3 separate regions of the Homo sapiens genome follow, and all the other regions are linked to region 1. A link is a loop called in an ENCODE intact Hi-C map of the cell type or tissue named here. Cell type or tissue: PC-3. All regions are shown on one strand.

What was found. A loop is a pair of places that touch in the nucleus more often than their neighbours do. Peaks named below come from ENCODE experiments on the same cell type or tissue, not always from the same donor. Only the 100,000 strongest peaks of a DNase experiment are listed, where the experiment ranks them.
Region 2: it touches region 1 in a loop (10-fold over the local background); 2 of 110 quality-filtered maps call a loop at or near these places.
Region 3: it touches region 1 in a loop (6-fold over the local background); 2 of 110 quality-filtered maps call a loop at or near these places.

What each region holds. Positions count from the first base shown.
Region 1 is chr1:47,923,508-47,931,507 of GRCh38, forward strand. The region is part of intron 2 of TRABD2B (TraB domain containing 2B); the gene reads right to left. Among named protein-coding and RNA genes, the nearest start is that of TRABD2B, 70 kb to the right of the region's middle. RefSeq lists enhancers at 3,203-3,372, 7,605-7,774 and a silencer at 3,730-4,024. In PC-3, no CTCF peak of the experiment used is centred here; DNase peaks (open chromatin) are centred at 3,284 and 3,844; H3K27ac peaks cover 3,679 bases.
Region 2 is chr1:47,866,036-47,874,035 of GRCh38, forward strand. All of the region lies in intron 2 of TRABD2B (TraB domain containing 2B), which reads right to left. Among named protein-coding and RNA genes, the nearest start is that of TRABD2B, 130 kb to the right of the region's middle. In PC-3, no CTCF peak of the experiment used is centred here; DNase peaks (open chromatin) are centred at 4,636 and 5,926; H3K27ac peaks cover 6,151 bases.
Region 3 is chr1:47,805,409-47,813,408 of GRCh38, forward strand. The region is part of intron 2 of TRABD2B (TraB domain containing 2B); the gene reads right to left. Among named protein-coding and RNA genes, the nearest start is that of LINC01738, 120 kb to the left of the region's middle. In PC-3, no CTCF peak of the experiment used is centred here; no DNase peak of the experiment used is centred here; H3K27ac peaks cover 1,493 bases.

The DNA of each region.
Region 1 (8,000 bases):
AAAGGGATTTTTCATCATAACTGGCTCTTTAGATGTGGATGATGGTTAATTTTATGTGTCAACTTGGCTGGGCCATGGTATCCAGATATTTGGTCAGACATTATTCTAGATGTTTCTGTGAAGATATCTCTTTAGATGGGGTGAATATTTAAATCAGTAGACTTTGAGTAAAGCAGATTACTTCTATAACGTGGGTGGGCCTCATCCAATCAGTTGAAGGCTTTAAGAGAAAAAGCCTGACCTCCCTCAAGGGAGAGGGAATTCTGCCAGCAGATAACCTTGGACTCTTCCCTAGGTCTCCAGTCTGCTGGTCTACCCTGAAGACTGTGGACCTGCACCTTTAAAATCTTGTAAGCCAATTCCATAAAATCAATCTCTCTCTCTCACTCTCTACACACATACACACATACACACACACACACACACACACACACACACACACACACACACACACACACACACATCCTATTAGTTCTGTTTCTCTGGAGAACCCGACTTATGAAAGTGGCCTGAGATTTATGGTCTAGAATGTTTCCGGTCTTTATTCAGCCTTCAGTATCACTCAAAGGGGCAGCTGTAGAGCCTTGGGTCTGCATCTAGGATTCAAGGGGAAGTTTTCACTCTGCCACGGAATACGTGGGTGGCCTCCCCCATACCAGAGTCCCTGTCCAGGTTCCCACAGGTGGAAAGGGAGTCACAGTGAAATTTACCGGCTCAAGCATCTTGGCTGCTTCCAGGAACTGGACTCAGAAGACCAAGGTTTACCCCCTTCAGAACCATCTGAGGAATGAAACAGGCTCTCAGGCAGATCAAAGCAGAACACAGTACAGCAGTGCATTGTGAAATGAAAAGTACAACTTAGGGCTGAAAAGCTCTTCTCCCCAGCCTACACCTGATGCTCAGAACGTGGACTCCTACCCCGGTACATGGTCCCTTAAGGAATTCAAGCCAAGGCTGCTTTCTCTGAGAACAAGAGGAGCAGTGATTGGGTAACACTGAATGATGTAAGATGATCCTATTAGCTGGAACAGATGCACCCAGCCCTTTCTGTCCCCTGTCTAGTTCCCACCTTCTCAGACTTGACCCCCAGCTGTGGAGGGTGCCAACAGAACCCAGGGTAGACTGCTGGACAAACGACGTGGCATTTTCAAAGCAGTAATTTTGCCTGCTCTTAGCCTGAAAGAGGAGTGGAAGTAAGCAAGCAGAGGACACATAAGTTCAAAACCTCTTCCCACCACTCTGCTTGCAGTCACTTCTCTCAGTGAAAGAAACTTCCTCTGGGGCCATCTAGGGCAGAGGACCGGTGCTCCCGCTGGCCTGCCTGGGGATGGGAAAGGTGCAGGGAGCTATCCCTCACCCTTTCTTAGTCATGGTCCCTTAGTGACTAAGAACCTACTCCTGTGAAAAGGGCAAGTCTCTGTCTGCAACCAGAGGCAGCGCTTGGCTCAGTGTGGGGCCAGGGTCAACTGTTAGGCTGTGACCCCCAATGGCTTTGATTCCTGGGAAGTCACCTAGCCCAGAAAGTAACTGAATCTTTCTCTTAATATTTCCAGCAAACTGATCAAGCCTTTTTGAAACTCAGTCCAGAGATCTCACCTTCTCTACCTCCTAAGGTAGGATAGAAACTCTCATGATTCCAGTTTGATTAGTTTGACTTCCAGTCCTTCTTGTTACTCTCCCTCAAAACATCCCTATCCCATCCTCTGGTGTCCTTACACAGTTTCATGAGGATCTTATAGAAAATAGACTTTAAAAACATATTAGCACTTCTCAGAGCCTTTTATCCTTCATAAACAAAGAATTCAAAAAGTATTAAGGAATTAAATTGAAAAAAGAAAGCAAAGAACAAGGATATGAAAGAAGATTTTTTTTATTTTATACTGAAAATAATTCCGATTAAGATTTTACTTCACGAGATTCAAGAACTGACCTCCAAAGAAATGGGAAAAAAAATCTCTGCAGTGTAATAGCAACAGCAAGTAACATTTACTGAGAACTAATCACTTAGCAAGTTCTGTTTTATATACTTTCTTTCATTTAATCCTCACTAAGCTACTCAGTGAGGTAGTTTCTATTATCTCCATTTCACACAGTGCTGAAGATGCTGGAGCCTCATGCTCTGGTTTGGTTTAAATTAGATCTCAGAGGACACAGTTTGTCCTAAGGAGTAAGTGTTTCTCTCAGAGTTCAAGAGATGGAGCTTTTCTTTCTCTGAGCACTTACTACATGCCAAGCATAGGCTAAGCAGTTTACAAGCATTATTTTGTTGAATTCTTACATCCATTTACAAGTATCATTATCCTTTCTTACAGAGACAAGAAAGAAATGTCTGAAAAGTCTAAGCTGCCATGGTGCAGGAGGAGAGGGATTAAAGAAGAGGCTGGTATATATCTTCCTTTATTTATATCTTTATTTTCTTTCAATACATTTTGTAGTTCTAGGATAGAAGAATTATACCTCTTCTGTTCAACTTTTCCCTGTGTCATTCATATAAGTGTGATGCAAATGTTATAATCATTTAAATGTTATGCTCTATTTGTTTTTGATACGTAGAAATCTAATTGACTTTTACATGTGGACACAGTATCAAGTGACTTTGCTAAAGTCACTTGTTTATTCTTATAATTCGTTTTTGATATTTTAGGTAAATCATATGTTATCTACGAATAATAAAAAGGAATCATTCCTTCTCAAAAATAAAAAGAAGAAGAGGCTGGGTCCCTGCCCTCTCAACTTCTTACCATGTCACAGAGGAAAAGGCACCGAGGCCCAAGGATAAGACTGGGGAAGTAAAATCTCATACATACAGCAGCACGGCTCCAATAGTGCGTTCTATTGCACTGTAGATCTGCCCGGGCCAAGTCATGGCTCCTGGGGGCTCCTGGGGATGAGGTGTTCCCAGCATCTGGGGAGGAGGAAAGCATCCCAGAGGCTCTTGCTCCAGGAATGAGTGCTTGTGCTTCAACCCTACTTGATCTGCCAAGGCTCTCCCACTTTGCAGGACTGTTGGTCCTGGCTGTGCCAAGCACTCTGTCCTTTTAAAACCCCTCCCTTGGCATCCACCTAGACCACCTCCAGATCCTCCCATGCTGTGGGATAAGATCTGGCGGCAGGCCCTCTTCCTGTTGAGAAGGGCAGGCATTACTACCCAATAGTTGTGGGTACAGAGGGGTTGGAGAGAATGGGGAGGGTTGAGGATAGGGCATAGTTTCCAAACATTTTTTAGAGGAAGGAGGCCAAGAGGAATTCCCTGGGGCATGCAGCACCACAGACTGGTGCCAACTACTCAGCCCTACTCCCTTCCTCTCCAGCACACCCTTCCTGCCTTGCTTTAGAGAGCTCATCCTATAGTCTTTGCTAAGCGCTGACTGTGTATTCAGCTGAAGGATGCAGGTTCAGTATACATCCTAGTTCCCAGGTTCAAGAAGTAGGTTAAAAACAAGATCCACCCACAAACAAGTCCATGCAGCATACATCTATACACAGGCACTATGGTAGGCAAGTGCTGGATTGTATGACGCAGGCCAAGTTCAAAGAAAGGATTGATGGAGGTGAGTGGGAAAGCTGCCTTGAAGACCTTTGGAGGGTCTAGCAGGACTAAGATTGAGAATGGCACAAGATAAGAGATCATTCTTGGGAGGGGGACCTGCATGAGTGAAGGTGAGGACAGAGGCTAAGCTGGTCTTGGTGAAGGCCTGGCACAGTGGCCCCAGGGCTGGGTGTGCTGAGACCACCAGAGGTGCCGGGTGCAGCCTTCCTGCTCTGGCTGAGTCAGTCTTGCAGCCCCGTCTCCCTGACAATATGGTAAATACAGAGCCTATAAATCCAACTGCAAACATCCACTCTTCCGGTGCCTTCTCCCTTCCAAGCCAACAAGCCCAAAGCCATCCCATGGAACGTGAGCCTGCCAGTGCCAAGCACTACGGAGCTGGCTGCAGGCACGTGGACAGGCTTCTGGGCTGAAGCTGGCTCCTTCTCAGAGCACCTCCCTCCAGAGAGCCCAGGCCTGTCTCAGTCTAACCAGGCTGCAAGTGAGGGACAGACAGATGCTCCAGCAGCCACTAGCAGCAGAAAAACACTGAGGCCATAAAAAAACACTCCATGTTTGTCAGGAGGGTCCTCCCCATTAGGGGAAATATGGGGGCCATCCATTATGGGAGGTGCCTACTAAAGAGGCTGATCTCCAGTGTGCCAAGAAGAAGCTGTCAAAGGGGGAAAGGCACCCTGCAAGCGCTGTTCCTCTCTGAGCCTCTGATTCCTCATCTGCGAAATGGGAGACATTCTCCTTGCCCTGATCTTTGCATAGAAACTGAATGGAATGAAAAAGAATTGCAAGAATAATCTTCGCCTGAGCAAGACCTCTGCTTCTCTCCCCAACAAGAGTCAATCTTTCTGGATGGGGGACCCTTGGAGAGGGTTAAGCCCTTCGTATTCAAAGTGCAGTCTTGGACCAGAAGCATAAGCATCCCCTGGAAGCTTGTCAGAAATGCTGACTCTTGGGCCCTACACTAGAACTTCTGAATTGGAATCTGTATTTTAACAAGATCCTCAAGTGATCCGTGGGCACAGTAAAGTTTGAGAAGTATTGTTCTAGTCCATGGAACGTAACCCCTTCATGTTACCAGTGAAGAAGCTGAGACCCAGTAGAAATAAGTCACTTACAGGAAGCCACACAGTAAATAAGTGGTAGACATGGGCCCAAGTAGCAGTGCAGTGCAAAGGAAGAATCACAGGCCCTGAAATCAGAGCTACTTAGGTTCAAATCCTGCCTCTGCCATAACATACCCTATGGCCTAGGAAGAAAGCTAACTAATTTCTCTGAACTTTGGTTTTGCCACCTGTAAAATGGGTATAATAATAGCTATCTTTTAGGATTAATGATGAGGATTAAAATGAGATGATGCATCAGATGCCTTGCACTGCATGCATTTCATGTTTGATGTTCACAAGCTTTGCCTTCATCTGCACTCCACAACCTCTAAACTCCACACCCCATGATTATTGGGCCCAAGAATCTGTGAAAAGACTGCTTTTCTGCCTCCAACAATGCAGACACAGTTGCTGAGCTGAGAAGAAGGGAAAGAATAGGAAGAGATAGCAAGGCTCTTAAAGTCTAGACTGACTTATCCTTTAAATTCTGAAGAGTTCCCAGTCCAATCCTCTAGCAAAAAGTCAATCTGCAAACATCATCAGTTACTGTGGTACCTAAGTGTACTAGTACATAGCCCATGCTCAGTAAGATTGATGAATGCAGGACTGAAGGGTCCCTCAGGCCCTCACTCTGAGCTCTTTCAGGCTCACATCCCTCATTTTCACATGTCTGGATTCTGGTCATCCTTCAAGGCCCAGCCTAAACATCATGTCCTCTGAAAGTTCATGACTAGATCCCCTGTTGGAATTGATCTCCCAGGTAAAACCCTAACTGCTTTAACATAACTTACAAGACTATCTACCTCTCAGCCTTGCATTTTGACCCTAGATTAGACAATTTGCAGGTCTCTGGGCACAGATGCTTCTTGCCTCAAGGCCTTTACACATGCTGTTCCCTTTATCTGCAATACTCTTCTCGTAAAGCCCCCTCTATCTAATTCCTACCCAGCCTTTATGTCTCAGCCTAGATGTTAATTTAGACATACATTTTTCCTGCAGAACTGGGACTAGGATGAGGCAAGCAAGGCACCTGGAGCACAGAATTTACAGAGGTCCTGAGTCTCATGTGCCAACCCTGCACTTGTGTGACTTGAAGAGAGAGAGCCTCCTTAAATTTTGAGTCCTAGATGCCTCCTTTGCCTCTCCCTGGTCCTCTGGATGTTTCCTTGAATCCCCTGCTATTTTAGAGTCCCTGCTCTGTGCCATCCCCTGGTCATAGTCTTTACTTAAGAGGACTGTGATTGCCTGGGTGTTTATCAGTCCTCTCTCTGAACTGTTAAGCTCCAGAGCAAGAATACTTCTTCCTTGCTCCCCATTTCATTCTCAGAGCCTGGCAGAGGGCAGACATTGCATCAGCACTTGCTGGATGTGCATAAAAGTGTCATCTCCCTCATCCTGTGCTCTCAAATCCCACTGAAGGACCCAGTGTCCTAGCACCTACCAATCTCTGCCTTCTGATCCACAAAACTGCCCTCATCTGGCTAGACTGCACTCCCAGGGGTCGGCCTTCACTTTGCATGCTCAGAACCCAGCTCGGGACCTGGCAGAGTGGGTGCTCATGCGCATTTGCTGGGCAGGGTTAGCACTGGAGGAATGCTGTAACGATGGGCAATGCACACTAAACCTGGTGTGGACAACTCCAGCAACATCCTCATCTCCCTCTTCACCTCCAGGCTTTCCCTGCCCAGCTCCTCTTTAGCCAAATGGGCCTGTCAGAAACATCTAACTGTCTCTAGCTCCATGTCCTGAGCCAAATGCCCTTGCCCAGCCCCCCAATGCCCTGCTCTGGTATGAAAAGAGGTGGTTACGTGCATACCTGGCTCCCTACTTCTCCCACCTCCCTGCTCCACATACATACCAATTCTACTGTGATACACTGTGAGACCAACTCTCCCTCGTCTTTGGCTCCCCAGGCCCAGCCAGGGAGGTGCCCAGTTCTGGAGTGGAGGCTGTGGGGAACAGCACACCCTTCCCCTTCTCCCTGCCAAAAGGCAGATCCTGAGCCATGGTGCGCCAAGGTTTAGGGTCCAATTTCCCAGATGCCTTTCAGTGTCTGATAGGAGATGCCAGAGAAGAGAAAGACCAGGAGGCCAGGTGATTTATGAGGGAAATCTTGGCTTTGACAAAGCTTTAGCCCTAGAGATTAAGGCAGGCGAAAGCAGAGTGCACAGCCTCTTCCTGAGGGGTGTTGGGGTTTCTCTGGGCATCTGGATCTGGATCCCTGAGGATAGCGCTGAGCTCTTGGCTGACTCCAGCTACTCCTCAGCGCCACATCCTGGAGCAGAACAAGGCCCCTGGTGGCTTAGGAAGTGGGGAGAGAGGAGCTACGAGTCCGCGATAGTAAACCAGGCCTGCTCTGCCTGCCCTCCTCCCTGCTACTGCCCTGCAGAGGCTTCAAAGGACAGCAGGAGCCTCAGAACTGGCTGTGTGACAGGAGACACACACATACTTTGGCTTATAGTTGGCAACAAACAGGTGGAGACTAATTTTGCCTTCATCCTCTGGTCTCCTCTTCAAGGATCCCTTATCCCGAGAAAGAACATCTCAAGCCTGTGAATCACACAACTCCTCTCTCCCTCCCAGTGGCCTTCACCTCCAGGGCTCTCTGTGGTTAGAACATGCTCATGTCCCTCCCTTTACAGACAGGCAGACTGAGGCCCAGAAAGGAAAAGGGACTGACCCAGGGTCTCACCAGCAGCTTATGAGACGAGCTGGGACCCGACCCCACAGCTGTTGATTCTCCCTTGGTGCTCCCAAAGACCACCCCTTCCTGATGGGAGCAATGTAAAAACCGTGGCCACCTTCAATCTGTGACACTGACATTCCAGAATGTGGGCATCTGCTTACTTTATATATCCTGTGTCATTCACCAGAATATGGGCTCTGTGAGGGCTGAGACCTTTTCTGTATTATCGACTGCTCTATCCCCAGCACCTAAAACAGTTCCTGGCACATAGAAGAGATCAGAACAAATGGGTGAAGGAATAAATGAATGAGCTAACGAATGAATGATTATGTGTAGAATAGGCCACTTGTCCTGTACAGGCTTTAGGATTCCTTCTTTTTTAAAAAAGTGAGTTGATTATTCTTGCTTCAGCTTTGGAGTCCTAGATTGTTCTAGAGCAGGAAGAACTTTAGAGAGCCTCTAATGCAGGCCCATGAAGGTATAGCCAGATCTTTCTCTTTTCGCCACCAGCAGCCATACCCCACCTTATGTTTTCTCCATCTGGACACGTGTGCTGAGAAGACCTTTGGCAGGGGGTCTATGTCCCCACTCCTCAGATCTTGGTGGGTTCTGCAACTACTTTGACTGAGACATCAGGCAGAAGTGATGCTGTGCCTGTTTTCTG
Region 2 (8,000 bases), 57 kb before region 1:
AAGTACTTTGACTCTTGTTAATCATCATCACAGGCCAAAGAGCGCATTTGCACTGCCACTGTATTCTGCTCTGTGCGCAAGCAGGAAGGTGAGCCCTGTCCATGTGCTTGGCAACCCCCAGTCTGGAAGGAAATCAGCCTCGGCATATAAAACATCAGGAACAAGCAGGAACGAGCAGACCCAGGCTCTAAAGTCGATGTCCGAGGGGCTCTGTCCCTTGGAAGTCATAGTCCAGGGAGGCAGACACAGGACCAGTATCTCAGTTCAGGGCTGGCTAAGACAGTCAAGAGCAAAAAGCAAATTTCTGTATTAAAAGGGAGCCTTTAATTCCTGGAAGATCAGAGAAGGCTCAAGAGATATAATTTGACTTTAGGCATCTTGACCATTTCTCTACACCCTACCCTTTTTCAGAGGGTCACTGTGAGGCCACAGGGAAGCCCCTCCTGACTGCTTCCCATGCTGTGAGAGGGAAGACACTGGCTCAGTTTCCTTGATGCTTCTGAACCACTGAGTGCCCAGCCAGGGCAGCGCTCCCTGTTTGCCAACCCTACTATCACCAGCACAAACTTCCCAAACCCTTCCTAGTCTAGGAGAGTCCTGGAAAATTCCCAAGGCATGCGCTGGAATGAGGGTGAAGGATAAGCCAGAGGAGGCCCCTTGGCTGTGTTCCTCCTATGATGTATAACTTGGCAGTGCCTGTGATGCAATCCAATGGTTGTGCTCCCCCTTGGACCCCTCTCCATCCCACTGGGCCTGTCCAAGCCTGTTATTCCCTGACTTTCTAACAAACACCCAAATGAAGGCAGGCTGAAAGGCCTTGGGCGCCCCAAGGTCTAGAAATGAGCTACTAATGGATTTCAAAGGCCCAGATTTGATTGCAAAGCTGCAACCAGCTAGACCTCCATTCTCAGGCCCTGTCACAGCCAATCTGCCCCTTACCTGCTGGTAGGAGGAGGCCGCCCTACACTCAGCTATACAAACTTCACAGCCACCCGCCTGTCTCCTGCAAGGAAGTGAAATGTGTAATGACAACTGCGTTTACAGTGCTGCCCTGGATTGTGGACCCAGATGCTCTGAAATCACTCTTGGCTGTCATGTTTGCAGTGGCACATCTGCTTACACATGAGAAAACATGGACTTTAGCCAAGAGGGAAGGCAAAAATGTTGGTTCTTTTCTAGCTTGTACCAACATCCGGGCTTCCATATCTATATCTTTTTCTACAAAGTGGGGAAAAAAATGGTGTGGCATCAGGATGTGAAACTAGGAGCTGGTGGTGGTAGGAAGGGAGGAAACTGATAAAAATGCAACAAAGTGTGGGCTGCACGTGCTGCTTCCTCGTGGGTGACTTGAGTCAAGTTAGCCAGCTTGTCTGAGCTTCAGAAGGGGCTGCTAGGAGGATTAAATACGATAATGTTTGCAAAGTACTTAGCATTACATGCGCTGGCTTCCTTCCATTTTTCTGGAAGGAAGGTGAGAAGGACAGAGGGAGTGAAGAAAGAAAATGGTGATCCCTTCCAAGGACAGGCAAACATGCCCAATGGACATCAGAAGTGTAAAATTGTGTTTTTGCAGCTCCAGAGTAACTTTCTTGTGACATTTGGGGTTTTAATGGATTCCAGAAACCTGAAAGTTTCTCTGCAGTCAGAACAGGATGTTTAACTTTCGTCCTTTATGAGAAAAAAAAATGATGCACTCACTAATCTCTTCATTCACTGGAAATACGTGGGAAACAATGAGAAATGGGCTCAAAAAAGCAAACATGAAATGTGCTATTTTAAAATACTAGCAACCAACAGAGTGTTGCAAAATGTGGCTGGAATCAATAACAAAACTTTTGGAGATGAATCATTGAAATCGATGCTTTATCAGGGGTAAAATGCTTGGGAAGCTCCAATTTTGGAGGCCTGAAATGGAGTTTGGACTTCCTTTATTACCTCGAGGGCAGGAAGAGGAGATCCATTTGTTTGAAAGGGGTAGGAGGTGAACCTGATTGCTGAAAAAACACCGTCTCCTTGTTTGTTTCTCTTGAATTCCTACCTAATGTGAAATGAGGAAAAGGGAACTATTTTACAGAAAACCTCAATGTGGAGCAACTCAGAAGTCCCAAAGCACCATTCGCATTTGGTGTCTAGAGGGACAGGATCATTCTTCAATTTAAAATGACATGAATTCCTGAACTACATGCTTTATGAAGCCAAGGCCTGTGCTGACTTTGGATATCACTATTCCCAGAGCCTAATCTAGCATCTGACATATGGCTGGTAAACACTTTTCAGTGAAGAAAGAAAGGACAGAAGGAAGACAGCAAAGGAGGAAGGAAGGACAGAAGGAAGAGAGAATGAGGTCATGGTTGGGACTCTGTAGACTCTAAAGCGGGGTCCCCAATCCTGGGTCATGGACTGGTACATGTCCATGGCCTGCGAGGAACTGGGCCACACAGCAGGAGGTGAGCAGTGGGCAAGTGAGCGAGCATTACCGCCTGAGCTTCGCCTCCTGTCCTATCAGCAGTCTCATTAGATTCTCATAGGAGCAGGAACCCTATTGTGAACTGCACATGTGAGGGATCTAGGCTGCATGCTCCTTAGGAGAATCTAATGCCTGATGATCTGAGGTGAAACAATTTCATCACTAAACCATCCCCTCCACCCTCCTCACCCTAGACTGTGGAAAAATTATCTTCCACCAAACTGGTCCCTGGTGCCAAAAAGGTTGGGAACCACTGCTCTAAAGCACGGTCCAGACTAGGGGGACATCACTCTACTCAAGCGCAATCTGCCTAGAAACATAAAGGAATTTTGAACTGTAGACTTCATCTTCCCCAGCTGGGCAAGTGTCCACAGTCATTTTTGTAAAAACTGAGATATTCATTTGTTGGTAAACTGGAGACTCTTCATCCCAACAGTCCCTTCTTGGGTCCTCACTCTGGACTCTGCCCATGAGCATCACGCAGCAGTTAGAGAAAGGTTTGATGCCTCTGGGAAGATTCCCCTAATTGGTCCCCTTCTTCTTTCCTCCCTCCCTCCTTCCCCCAAATGAATTATGCTCATCCTCTACCTGTGCTTCCCCCATAAGAATTCCATGTCATGGAATTGTCTCTTGAAGTATTCATTTCTCCCACCTTGAGGGTAGGAACTGTCTTACACATATTCCATTCATACACATACATGTATACATATATACAAAACCATTCATATTAGGTTGGTTCTCAATAAAATTTTACTAAATAAATGGACAGACATTGCTGATTAGCAGGAAAAAGAAAAGGAAAAGTCTCAAGACTTGTTGAACCTAAGACAAATAAAAATATTTTCTGATTTCCAGCAATAGGTCTGCAATGTGCTGGAAAGTAAACTCATTGTAACCACCAAATCAGTCAGCAACAACAGGTGTGATCACCGATTTAAGCAAACATGCGCCACGGTGGTCCGCAAAAGAAGATGATGCTGTGATGGCATGTGTCCTCTCCAAAGGGCACCCTGTTTTCCATTCTGGATATCTGCAGTCTCCCAGGTTCAGAGATTCAGCATGGGGAGGTAAGGACTGGTTCGCCAAGTCTTGGGGCTGTGGAGTTGACCAGTTCTTGGCCAGGGTTACTTCTTCTTCATCAAGGGAGAGGGCAGAGAGAAGGCAGGAAAAGAAGGCTTGAAGAACCTATTTCTGAGGCTCAATGGCCATCAGATAGCGCTCAAAATCGCATTGCCTTTGAGCACAGGAGAGCTGAATCAGAAACACATGGCACATTCCCTCCCAATCACATGCGGTTTGGGAAATCAAGGCAAATCAAAAGCAAAGAACATTTGGAAGCCACGGAGGCAGCTGGGGCTGGGTCCCAGCAGTTGTGCTATGGAAGGGGTATGAGGGTGGTGGAGGGGGAGATTCTCTGCAGACCTAACCCATCAGACCAACAAGAAAGTGGGAGCCCCTGGGTATCAGTCAGGATCCAATCAGGGAACCACACAGTAATTTGAGCACACCTAGCGTCCCAAGAGCTGGACTGAAGATCCCCATTTCTTACCTTGAATAATGATTGCCTTTGCCTACCTGGCAAGGAAACCTGCAGCTAAAGATTTAAAATTTCACCAATCAATATGTTATCTGGTATTTCTTGTACTCCCATCCCACCTGTAACTGCAAGGGAGAAGCAGGCCTTCATCTCAGAGTGGAAGTAGAGATGGGGGTTAGGGAGGGGAGCCTGGAGATCAGTGGATAGATCACTCCCCATTAGAGATGCAGACCTGAACCCAGCTCTGATGACGATAAACAACACTGTATGATGATGTTCTTGCATTACACAGAGAAAACTGATGGGAATTCTGTGTTGCTGGTAGCTGCAGAACAGTTTACACCTATGAAGCACTTCCACAACTAGCTGGAGGCTCACAGCCTTACCTCATCTTCCTCAATTTCCTACACCCCTTCCCCCTAGCCTCAATCAGAATGAATCCCTCTCCCAGGCACCCACCTATGTCTGTCTGTGTCTTTATGATGGCACTTGTCACCATGCATCAGGATTACTCATGCGCACGTCCCCTCCTGTTTTCCAGCACACACGGAAGGAAGGAAACATGCATTGCCCACATCACCTGCCTCAGGCCTTGTGCTTGTGTTAGTGACACAAAAATGAATCAGTTGTACTTCCTAACCTCAAATGGCTCAGGGTCTAGTGTGGGACACAGACATGGGAGGAGGTACATCACAAGCCAGCATGACCTACGTTAAATGGGAACAAAGTGCAGCAGGAAGCCTGACTGGGATGTGATGCACTCTTAAACTTAGTGTGTCAGGGAGGATGGGTCAGTTTGAGCTGAATCTTGAAGGACAATGGGATTGTCTAGGCAGATCAGACCAGGAAGGGCATTTAGGCAGGGAGAACAGCATATGAAGAATGTGGAGGCACTGAATTTTATAAAGCATCAGGACTGCAGGGAGACATTCCTTTGGGTTAGAGCATACAGCATAAAAATAATCATAATCAGGGTAATAATGATAGCTACACCTACATCTTTTCTTGTTTTCTATATGCCAGACTATTCTAAGTGCTTTACATGTGTTGACTCTTCTTAATCTTCACAAACAAGCCTATGAGGTAGATAATATTATTCCCATTTTACAGTTAAGGAAACTGAGGCACAGTCACTTGCCCAAGTAGTAAGGGGCTGAGAGTTATGAGAGTTACAGGGTGGAAGCTAGAGAGGTGGGCAGGAGCAGGAGAATGTGCTTGGGTGAACTGCAAAGGACCCAGGAAACCCCAGCATACGCCGTCAGTGTGGCCCCTCCCAGATCCTCCCCTGCCCTCAATCCCTGCAGTAACCAGAACCAGACCTGGATTAGGGTTTGAAATCTGACAGGAGGCAAGTTGGCTCAGAGCCAGCAAGGAAATTCATTCACTTTCAAAAACAAACCAGCCCCCACAGCCACCCCGCCACACGTACACACTGCATGCCTACTGAACAGAATGACTTGGAGCCCTGAATGAACCGCCCTGAATGGCCGCCCAGGGAGTGGAACCATTTTCATCCTCTGTGGGCTGGTTCCTGCAAGGCTCATACCTGCCGCTCACACACTCAGAGCCAGAGATGGTCGGGACAGGTGGGAAGATGTGTTGGAGGGAGCTAACCCTGCCCACTTCACAGGTAGGGAAAGCGAAGCCCTGAGAAGGCAGTGGTTCCCAGTGAGCTGGTTAGAGGCAGAGCCTGCTTAAGGATCCTGGTGCTCTGACCTCCATTCCAGTGCTCTGTCTTTTCATCGCTCATCCATTTCCTCCTGGCCCCCCCAGGAAGTGACTAGCTCTCTACACCAGCAACATGGGGATCTTGGTACAAACAATGGCCAAATGGCCTCTGCAGTGATCAGGGACTTCTCCAAGGAAGGAGAAGGACCAAGGGGGCCAACAGGTGCCTGTGCGTCAGTGCACTGGTGCACTCCCAAGGGATATCTGGGATATGAGTCATCTTGCATCTGCTCTGGGGAACAAGAGTCTATTAATGAGCCATTGAACTCTGGGCTCCTGCAAGGCAGGGCAGTTCCATGTTCAGGATGGACCAGGTGTGTGATGTGTCGGTCTGATGCACCTTGGGAGGACAGCAGCATGCAGGGTCATGGCAGCACTAGTCCCATCCTCTCTGGGGACCCTATGTCTGTGGGCTCAGGCCTGTTTTGCATCTACAGTCTAATTCACTCCAGTCCCTCTGGACCTGTGTCTGGCCTCCCAGGATAACATTCCACTCCCTTTCTGGGTCATGGCTCAGGCTTGCAAGTCTGGCTGTTGTGGTTTCAGATGACCTTGAGCAGGCTGCTTGTATTCCTTAACCTCATAGACCTCACTGGCTGCCACTCTCCCTGCCACCTCCGGGAGACTGAAAAGAATTAATGAATGGAGGAATGGATGGATGGATGAAGAGGTAAATGCCAGGCCCCACAAGGAACAGGGGCAGCAACAGAGCTAGCAGCCTGGGGTCCCAACTCCCAGCCCAAGTATTGCCTTTACCTCTCTGGCTTCAACTCCCCATGTGCATGTGGGGAGGCAGCTGAGCAGAAGTGGGTGGGCAGCTGGTATAGATGGTGAGAGAATGAAGATGGAGTGAGGGAGAAGTAAGGCCAAGGAAGAGTCAGAGAAGGACTGAGATGTCTACTAAGAAGCTGTCCCATGAGAACAATCCTTATACGTTATTTACCTTATCTTGGGGAGAATCTGGCTCCCTGGAGGGATAGGGAGTCCCTTGAGAAGACTGGGTTGGTGGGGAAGGTCCAGGGAGTGGGGGGAAGGCTGGGAGTTTGACCTGGGCATGGCTGCTACCTGTGGGGCCCTCAGGGCTCCTGTGCCTGACAGACAATGATGTCTCCTATCTTTGTCCTTTGGGGCTGCTATAATGAAATACTATAGACTGAGAAATTTATAAACAATAGGATTTATTTCTCACTGTTCTGGAGGCTGGGAAGTTTAGATCAAAGTGCCGGCAGATTCAGTGCCTGGTGGGGCCCACTTCCTGCAATCATAGATGGTGCCTTCTTGCCATGTCCTCACTGGTGGAAGGGGCTAGCTAGCTCTAGGGGGTAGCTTTAATCCGATCATTAATCATTAACAAAATTAATCATTAACAGCATTAATCCTATCGTGAGGGCAGAGCCCTCATGACCTAATTGCCTCCCAAAGGCCCCACCCTAATACCATCACCTTGAAGGTCAAGATTTCAACATGTGAATTTTGGGGGGATAGAAACATCTGGACCATAGCACCTCCCATGCTTAGAGCCCAGAACCTGAGTGAGGGATGAAGCTGGTGTGTGGCTCACCCAAGTACCAGTAAGGGAGCTTTTCCAAAGTGTCCACAATGTTGATGTCAGGTAGTCTTTATTTGCCTCTCTTTACCAAATTTATGGGGTGGATATATCCATTTCTGGCTCACTGTCTAAAGAGCTCCAAACATACACTCTTTACAAGCAAAAGTCAGCAGGGGCAGCAGACAGCATGTGGCTGGGGCGAGGGCGTGTGCTACACAGAGCAAGCTCACAGGACCAGGACAACGAGGGAAGCAGGGTGTTGGCTGCATCATCTTCCAGATGTGTCTACACCAGCAGATTTTCCTGTCTAGACCATGCGACTGATTTTCCACTCCCAGTGGAGAAGGTCTGAACACGTGTCAAGCCATGCACGGTCTTGGTGGCCCTGTGAAGCCTGAGAGAGGACCACACCAAGAATCTATTGTGTGCCAGGCCCTGGGGACTAGAACATTGTCCAGCACATTATTTTACTATGTCAGAATCTGCATGAATTAATACAAAGGACTAAACACCAAGAGTCGGTTTGGGAGTCATTCTGACACTATATAAAGTAGGTGTTTGCTTTTTTTCTCTCCTTTTAAGACAAAACACTGGCTTTCTGTGTAAGAACATGGGTTATGAGAGGACACAGATGCTAGGAGAAAAATGTGTGACTGGAGAACTTGCTGTCACTTGCCTCAAAGCTAACCATGGCCAGACTGTGACCCTGTCTTAGAGAA
Region 3 (8,000 bases), 120 kb before region 1:
GTGGGGCCAGGACTGAAACCCAAGCCTATCATCCTGATTCTCCCTACCTCGGTGGGGTTTGGTGTCTCCCAAAGACCCCTGTCCTTCTTTTTCCTTAGACACTTATCTCACTGAATTGTCCCTGTTCTCTGCCTCTCTGTTTCCTGCTGAATCCCAATGTCTCCATTAGCAGACATTCAGGAAGCACTGCAAGAAGAGGTATGCTGATCCAGAATCATGCGCACTTTCCCTTACACCTCCTGCCCCGTACCATCATTTTGCAATTTATAAAGAAGTCTTCATCCATTCATTACCAGGATTACGATGTTTATTGAGCACTTACTATGTGTCAGGAACTTTCTAAACTCATGTTCATTTATTTAATCTTTACAGCAACTCTGAGGTAACTCTATTATTAGCTCCATTTAATTAAAAAAAAAAAACTGCAGCAAAGAGACATCAAATACCTTGCCAAAGGTGACAAAGCTGGAGAGGGATGGATCAGGCATTTGGGCCAGGCCTGGAATGTATCCTCCTAGTTAACCACTGTCCTGTAGGCCCTCCCTCTGCTCTCCCTGGAAGAGAGCCAAGAGGGATGTTGTCCGTAGTCAAAGATGGGAAACCAAAGAAGCAGAAGGGAGTGATGGGCACAAGGCCACACAGCTGGTAAAAGACAGGGCTGGGGTTTGAAATTACGTCTGGCACCGGACCAGGTTCTCACAACCAGGACTTCAGCGCGGTATGTGCTCCTTCACCAGCATCCTTGGTGCTTCCAACAGACAGAGGGAAGCTACATCCATTCATTCACAAACATTTACTTTCAGCTCCTCTCTGCAGGGATTTGAGATTAGTAGATTAATTGGACTTGGCTTCCATCTGTGCAGAGCTCATTTTAGAGGCAGATGTGCCAACTGGCCAGCACAGCAAGGGTGGTAAGTACACAGGCTTTATAATGAAGCGCCTGGCCCTGACTCCTGCCTCTCTTTCACTCACCCTGAATTCCCAAGCCTGGTGCTGCTCAGACTCGAGATGTCTTCTGCTCCTGGCCACCTTAGAATAACAAACCTTCTTTGTACATAGCCTCGGTGGCCCACTCTAGGATAATGTTTATGATAAGGCTTTGACATGGAATAACAAACATCGGGTGAAGGCTAGAGCTGCCTCTCTCACCCTGGATGGCTGTGTGGAGGCCCAGCCACCAGGAGCTCCAGAGCATCCTCTGTGGACTCCCCTCACCAACGCTGGCTGGACATGAAATGGCTTGTGGCATCTGCTGAATGTAGGCCCAGAATTTAAACACGTCTTCAAACGAGGAACTAGGAAGGAGTGAGGCAGGCGCCAGGAGGGTGGGAACAGGTTTATTGTTCCAGAGTAGTCCTGTAAACAGTCCTAGATGGGCTGGAATGGTAGACTTGAAGGCCTATGTTCACTTGATGGCCCAGCAATGGCACTGAGAAGGCAGCAGGACCCCCTTAGTCAAGAAGAGGGTTTAGAGTCAGGGTCCCTTGGGACAAGCCTGGCTCTCAGCTTGCAAGTCTGCTCACCCAACTCAAAGCCCAAGGGAATCACTGCAAAGGCCCCAATCCACTCAGCCATTCTTCCTGAGCACCAGGCATTGTTCTAGGTGCTGGGGAGTTAGCCAGGGACAAAACAGACTTTAAAAATCCCTGCCCTTACAGAGCTCACCTGCTAGAGGGGTAAAGTGAGAATACATAAATTATTAGTAAAAATACTAATATGCAGCATGTTGGACACACAACAATGGCTTCATTAAACTGGAAGTGAAGACTGCCACCCAGCCACATGGATTCCTCACACCTCTGAGTCAACAGGCAAAGAAGGGGTTACTATGCTGCCTGGAATGATTGATCCTGACTACCAAGGGGGAAATTAGATTGCCACCCCAGTGGAGGTGAGGAAGAGTGTTTCTGGAATGCAGGAGACCTTTTAGGGCATCTCTTAGTATTACCATACCCTGAGATTAAAGTCAATGGAAAACCACAACAACCCAATCCAGACAGGACTACTAATGGCCCAGACCATTCAACAATGAAGGCTTGGGTCATGCCGCCAGGTTAAGAACCATGAGCAGTTGAGGTTGTTGTTGAAAGCAAAGAGAATACAGAATGGGTAGTAGAAGAAGGTAGTCAGCAATACCAGCTATGATAACGTGACCAGTGACAGAGATGAGAACTGTAATTGTGATGAGAGTTCCTCCCTCTTTTGTTATTCATATTTGTGTGTGTGTGTGTCTGTGTGTGTGTTTCTATCTCAAATATCTTTGCTTTCTTCCCTCTCATCCCTTTATCATATAACATAAGATATATTGACTTATAGTATTTAGGTATTGTTAGCTTTACATCATATATTTAAGGTACAGGATATCAAGAAAAGTAAATGTCACCCAAAGACTTTGCATCCTCTTCTGGGGAAAGAAACAGAGCATTTTTGGTGTATGCAGGATAGCAGCATCATGTTAGGTGGAACTATGGCCATGTTATTGTCAGTATTTGGAGATTCAGTATGGTTGAAGATGTGTATGGGAGCCCAACTGAGAAGGGGTGAACTTGTGATGGTTAATTTTATGTGTCAACTTGGTTAGGCCACGCTATCCAGATATTTGGTCAAACTTTTTTTAGATGCTTCTGTGAAGGTACTTTTTAGATGAGACTCATATTTAAATCAGTAGGCTTTGAGATGCAGATTACCCTCCATAACGTAGGTGGGCTTCATCCGCTCAGTTGAAGGCCTTACTAGAAAAAATCTGACCCTGTCAAAGAACAAGGAATTCTACCAGCAGACTGCTTTTGGACTTGAACTGCAGCATCAACTCTTCCCTGGATTTCCAGCCCGCTGGCCTGCCCTGCAAATTTTAGACTTACCCACCAATGTCACCAACACTACGTGTGTGTGTGTGTGTGTGTATAAAATGTATATACCTATATATATATTTACAGAGATACATACACACATACATATATTCTATTGGTTCTGTTTTTCTGGAGAACTAATACAGAATATGTTATAGAAAAAAATAAAGCAGTAAATTGGATGGGGAGTGATGAAGGAAGGGGAACCAGCAGGTGCAAAGGCCCTGTACATATGTGAGGAGAAGCAGAGGCCAGCGTGGCTGAAGCTGAGCCAACAAGGAAGACAGTGATGGGAGACAAAGTTAGGGTTAATGAGCAAGCCCCCAATTACATGGAGCATTGTAAAGATGCTAGGAAACCATCTCACACCATAATTCTTTCAGATAAGGACTATTTCCATATGACAAACAAGGAAACTGAGCCCTTGAGGAGGGTAAAGTCACTTGCATAAGGTCCCACATTGAAGAACTAACGAGTTAGGATTCAAACTCAGGTCCAGCTGGCAGGTCTGGGTTCTTTCTGCTGTCCCTGGTCCTGGCCCACCAAGCCACCTCCACCCAACCAGCTGGTAGGAAGTACAGACAAGAAGAGACAAGTAGGGGCCAGTCTTTGAGGCCCAGGTTCTAAGCTGTCAGCTGGGAAGGAGAGGGGGTGTTAGAACTTTAGCTGTGGTGCACTGTCAGAGCTGCCATATGAGAATAAGAAAGAGGTCACCCTTGCTAAGGTAACCTCACCTGGTTCACGGCCTCCCCAGTCTGCTTTCACTGCCCAGGCTGACGAAACCTTGCTCCCTGCCCAGGATCCCCTCCTCTGCACGTCCTCTGTCTGGAAACCTCTCTCCATCTACCAGCTGACACTCCCCTTTGCACCTGGCTGTAGAGGCTCCTTCCCTCAGGAGAACTCTGAGCCATGGACTGCAAGGGTCCCCTGCTAAGTGCCCCCAAAGCACCTGACACTTCCCAGGCCAGGTACTCCCCATTTTATTACTAACACTCGTCCTTCCCGCTTGAGGATGAATGCTCTGAGGTCAGGCAAATCCTCTGTCTTCATCTTGACTATGTTCCCAGAGTGCAGTGCCCAATACACACATAGCAGCTGCTTGAGGAATGCTTGTAGGATGAATAAGTGAATGGAAAGCCAAGTGAGTCGCCCGTCACAGGACCCCCACCCTGAGCAGCTCCCTGCCAGAAGCCAGTACCTCCCATGGTGCAGAGCTGGGAGGAGCTGCGCCTGCTAGACCCTGGGCCCAAATCATCTCTCAGCACTGGGTAGGGGTGGAGGACAGCTCACTTCACAGGAAGCCTTCTCTGGCCTGGGGGACATTTCTTCAAAGGTTAGAGCTGCCAGGCTCTGGCTGAGATTTATTTATTTATTCTCCTTGCCCCATCGGCAGCACCAAAGCCATGCCGACTACCTCCCTGCTTCCTGTTCAGTATTCCGAGTCTCCTAGGCCTCCAGCACTGAATCCTGTCTCCGGACACTGGGCTACTGAGCAGCAGGCATCCAAATAAACACAAGATTTCCTGGAGCTGTGGACTGGCTCTGGGCTGGGAGCAGGGACCAGGGATCTAGTCACCACTGGACTCTTCACTACGAACCTCTGGGTGAATTATTTTCCTTCCCTGGGTCTTGGTTTACTCACCTTTGAAAAGAACTAATTTACACATTCATTGAACAAATATTTATTGAGCACTTATGTAGCAGATGCTGTTCCAGGCCCTGGAGGTATAGGAGTGAACACTGCAAATAAAGATCCCCACCCTAAAGGAGCTTTCATTCCAGTAGGAGAAAGCTGACCATAAAGAAACAAGAAGTAAACCATCCAGTATGTTGGAGAGTGATAGTTGCTATGGAGAAAATAAGGCAAAGAGGAATATAGGGTGTGTGTGTGTGTGTGCGCGCGCGCGCGCGCACGTGTGTGTGTTGGGAGTTGATATTTTATTATTATTATTTTAAATTTTTTTAGAGTTGGGGCCCTGCTCTGTTGTCGAGGCTGGAGTGCAGTGGTGCGATCTCTGCTTGCTGCAGCCTGAGCCTCCTGGACTCAAGTGATCCTCCTGCCTTAGCCTCCCAATAAACTAGGACAACAAGTTCGTGCCATCACCCCCTGCCCCCCCGCCACCCATTTTAGATAAGATGTCCAGGTAAGGTTGCAATGAGAGGTGACATTTGAGAAAAGGTCTGAAGGAGATGAGGGAGGGAGCCACGTGGGTATCTGAGAGAAGAGGGAACAGGCCCTGAGGCAGAGCAGGCCTGATAGGTTTGCAGCCAATGTGGCTGGAGATGCATGAGCAAGGGGGAGTGAGGCGACGGACCTGTGTTAGGCAGGGACCCAACAGCAACCAGGTGGCACACTGCCAGTGAGATGAGTTCCAAAGAAGTAATTTCAGCTGAAAGAGTGACTGAAGAGCAGTGATTGTCAGAATATTCACGAAGGTGTGGGCAGGCCATAGTGAGGCAGCAGGGAGTAGCTGCAGGGGGAAGCTTACCTGTCTCTAAACCTTTAGGGGAAGAGAGGGAGCAGGGATCTGGACCTGGCACAGCCACAGGCTTGAAAGGGAGCACAACTATGGCTGAGCATGGCCTGGACCACGGCAACGCCAGGGAAGGAGGAGAAGGGTGGGCGGAGGTAAGAAATATTCAACTCCCTTTCCCTTCTGCCTGCCCATCTCCTGCCAGGGAGGACAAGGCGGGAGCCTAGGTGATGCTGCGTCAGCTCATGCACAGGGTGGGGCAGGGAGAGCAGAAAGTGGATCTGGAGAGGAAAGTGGAGAATTTCCAGCACAAGGGAGAGAGGTCATAGTGAGGTGGGTGGTGGGCAGGGCCTGTAGAGCCCTGTGGTCTTTGAAGGCCTGTGGCTTCCTGCTGAGATGTGAAGTCACGGGGAGTCTGGGCAGAAGAACGTGGGGGGAGCTGTGTTGATAATGGAATCTAGGGAGGCAGGGGTGAAGCAGAGAGGTCCAACTGAAGATGAAGGCAGCTCTGCCCTCCTCCCTTCCCCTCACCACCCCCCCATCGCCCACCCAGTGCCCAGCCACAACCCAAGAAGCATGGACTTGGCCTCTAGTACAGCTGTCGCCTGCCCCGTGGACTTGGTGGTGCTGCCCACACCTCCATCTGCCCTGCAGTGGGCTGGCTGAGCTCTCAGTGCTTTCCTGGGCGGGCATCGGGAAGCCTGACTCACCCTAGCTTTCTTTCCTTCTTTTCTCTGAATGCTTAGTTTCTCCACCCAAAGACCACCCTTAAAGATCCTAGTGTTCCTCCTCTGTCCTTCAAGTCATGCCAGGAAATGCTCATAAATCCGGAGCCACCCACATGATGAGATTAGCATTCTGCTGGGTGGGTAGGGAGGCTGATGGTTGGGACTGGCTGGGGCTGGCCCAGAGGCTTGGGGTCTCCAGGAAAGGAGTTTATGTGGGGTCTGCCCTGTTGGAGGGCAAAGGGATCCCTTCGATTTTAGCTTTCAGTACAGCTAAGTCCAAGGGCGCTCAGAGATGCATATTCTGGTGCTGTGGGCTCTGACCCAGACCAGCTGTGAGACCCACTCTCTGGGCCACAGGGTTCCTCTGAAACAGGAGGGTGTGGGAGTACCTCCTAGCTCTGGAAGACCTATTCCAGGAGCCCAACATTTCAGAACATTACACCTACCATCCCATGATTTCAACAGTCTATGTTTCCAAATACTTTACATGTGGAGGCTCATTTATTTTTCTTCAGAGCCCTGTGAGGACAGCATTATTGAAAACCCAAGGCTCAGAGCAGTAAGTGGCATCCCTTGTTCCCCAGTGATGGGGCTCCATACCCAGGGCCTCCACTCTGCCCAGGCTTAATGCATCGAGCTCTCTCTGCTTCTGCTGTGAATCTTCTATTTCTATTCTTCAGTAACTACCTTTGATTTCATAAACCGAACACACTCTGTCCATTGAGGAAAATAATAAAACATACTGGAAAGTCCCAGAGAATCACCTACACCAACTTATCCTCAGTTATAAAGCTTTGAGCAACTTCAAGGTGATGGAGGAGATGACGGAAGGCACGGGTAATTATAATGTGGTAAGTTAATAATAAAACACAGAGGTTGGGGGCCTCAGAGGGGTTTCTGACCCAGCCTGGGAGTCGGTGAGGGAATCACAGGCTTCAGCTGGGCTGCAAAGATGAGTAGCGTTGAGAAGGAAAGTGTTCACCGCAGGCTGTGCATGGTGGCTCACATCTGTAATCCCAGCACTTTGCGGGGCTGAGGCAGGAGGATGGCCAGAAGTTTGAGACAGGCCTGGGAAACACAGGGAGACCCCATCTCTAAAAACAACAACAAAGAGCCAGATATGCTGTCACGTGCCTGTAGTCCCAGCTACGCAGCAGGCTAAGGTGAGAGGATTGCCTGAGGCCAGGAGTTCAAGGCTGCAGTGAGCTATGATCTTACCACTATACTGCAGCCTGGGCAACAGAGTGAGATTCTGTCTCAAAAGAAAAAACAAAGAAAGAAAGAAAAAGAAAGTGTTAACTGCAGAATGATATAGAGGAGCATGGTGTGTTTAAAGACGAGCCAGCAGTCAGGGCTGGAAGACATTCAGTAGTGGAGGGTCTTCAATCTCATGCCATGGACCATGCACTCAACCCAAGCAGCATACATGACCCTCTCTACCTGATCTTCAGACAGTAGACAAGTCACCTGTGGAGGCTGGAATGGATGAGAAATCAGAGATGAGCTGACTGAGGCCCATGGAGGGATAATGGTCTACACGGGAGGCGATCAGTCAGCGGTAGCCGTGGTTACCATTATCACTGTTATTGTTATTAAGCAGCTGCTTCCATTGGTTCGAGGCATGTCATTTTTATTTTCCCTGCTGTCTCAGACCTGCCCTGCTGACACAGCTGCCTAAACTTCAAAAGGCAAGTCTCCATTTTCATTTGCAAAATCAGTATGAAATTCCTAGAGGGCCCCTCTAATTCCTCTGGTCTGACCACATAGCAATTACCAATTTGCAGAGGAGGGAGGGGGTCTCACAGGCCCTCCAGCAGTATGGGGACCTCTGCTCTTCCTTAGTCCTGGGCAGTAGCCAAGGAGGACCGGATTGGAGGGGGCACCTCCAGGTGGCCAGGGATGGAAGGAGAGGAGTTGAGTCTGGGAGTGCTCAATACTGATGAGAGAAA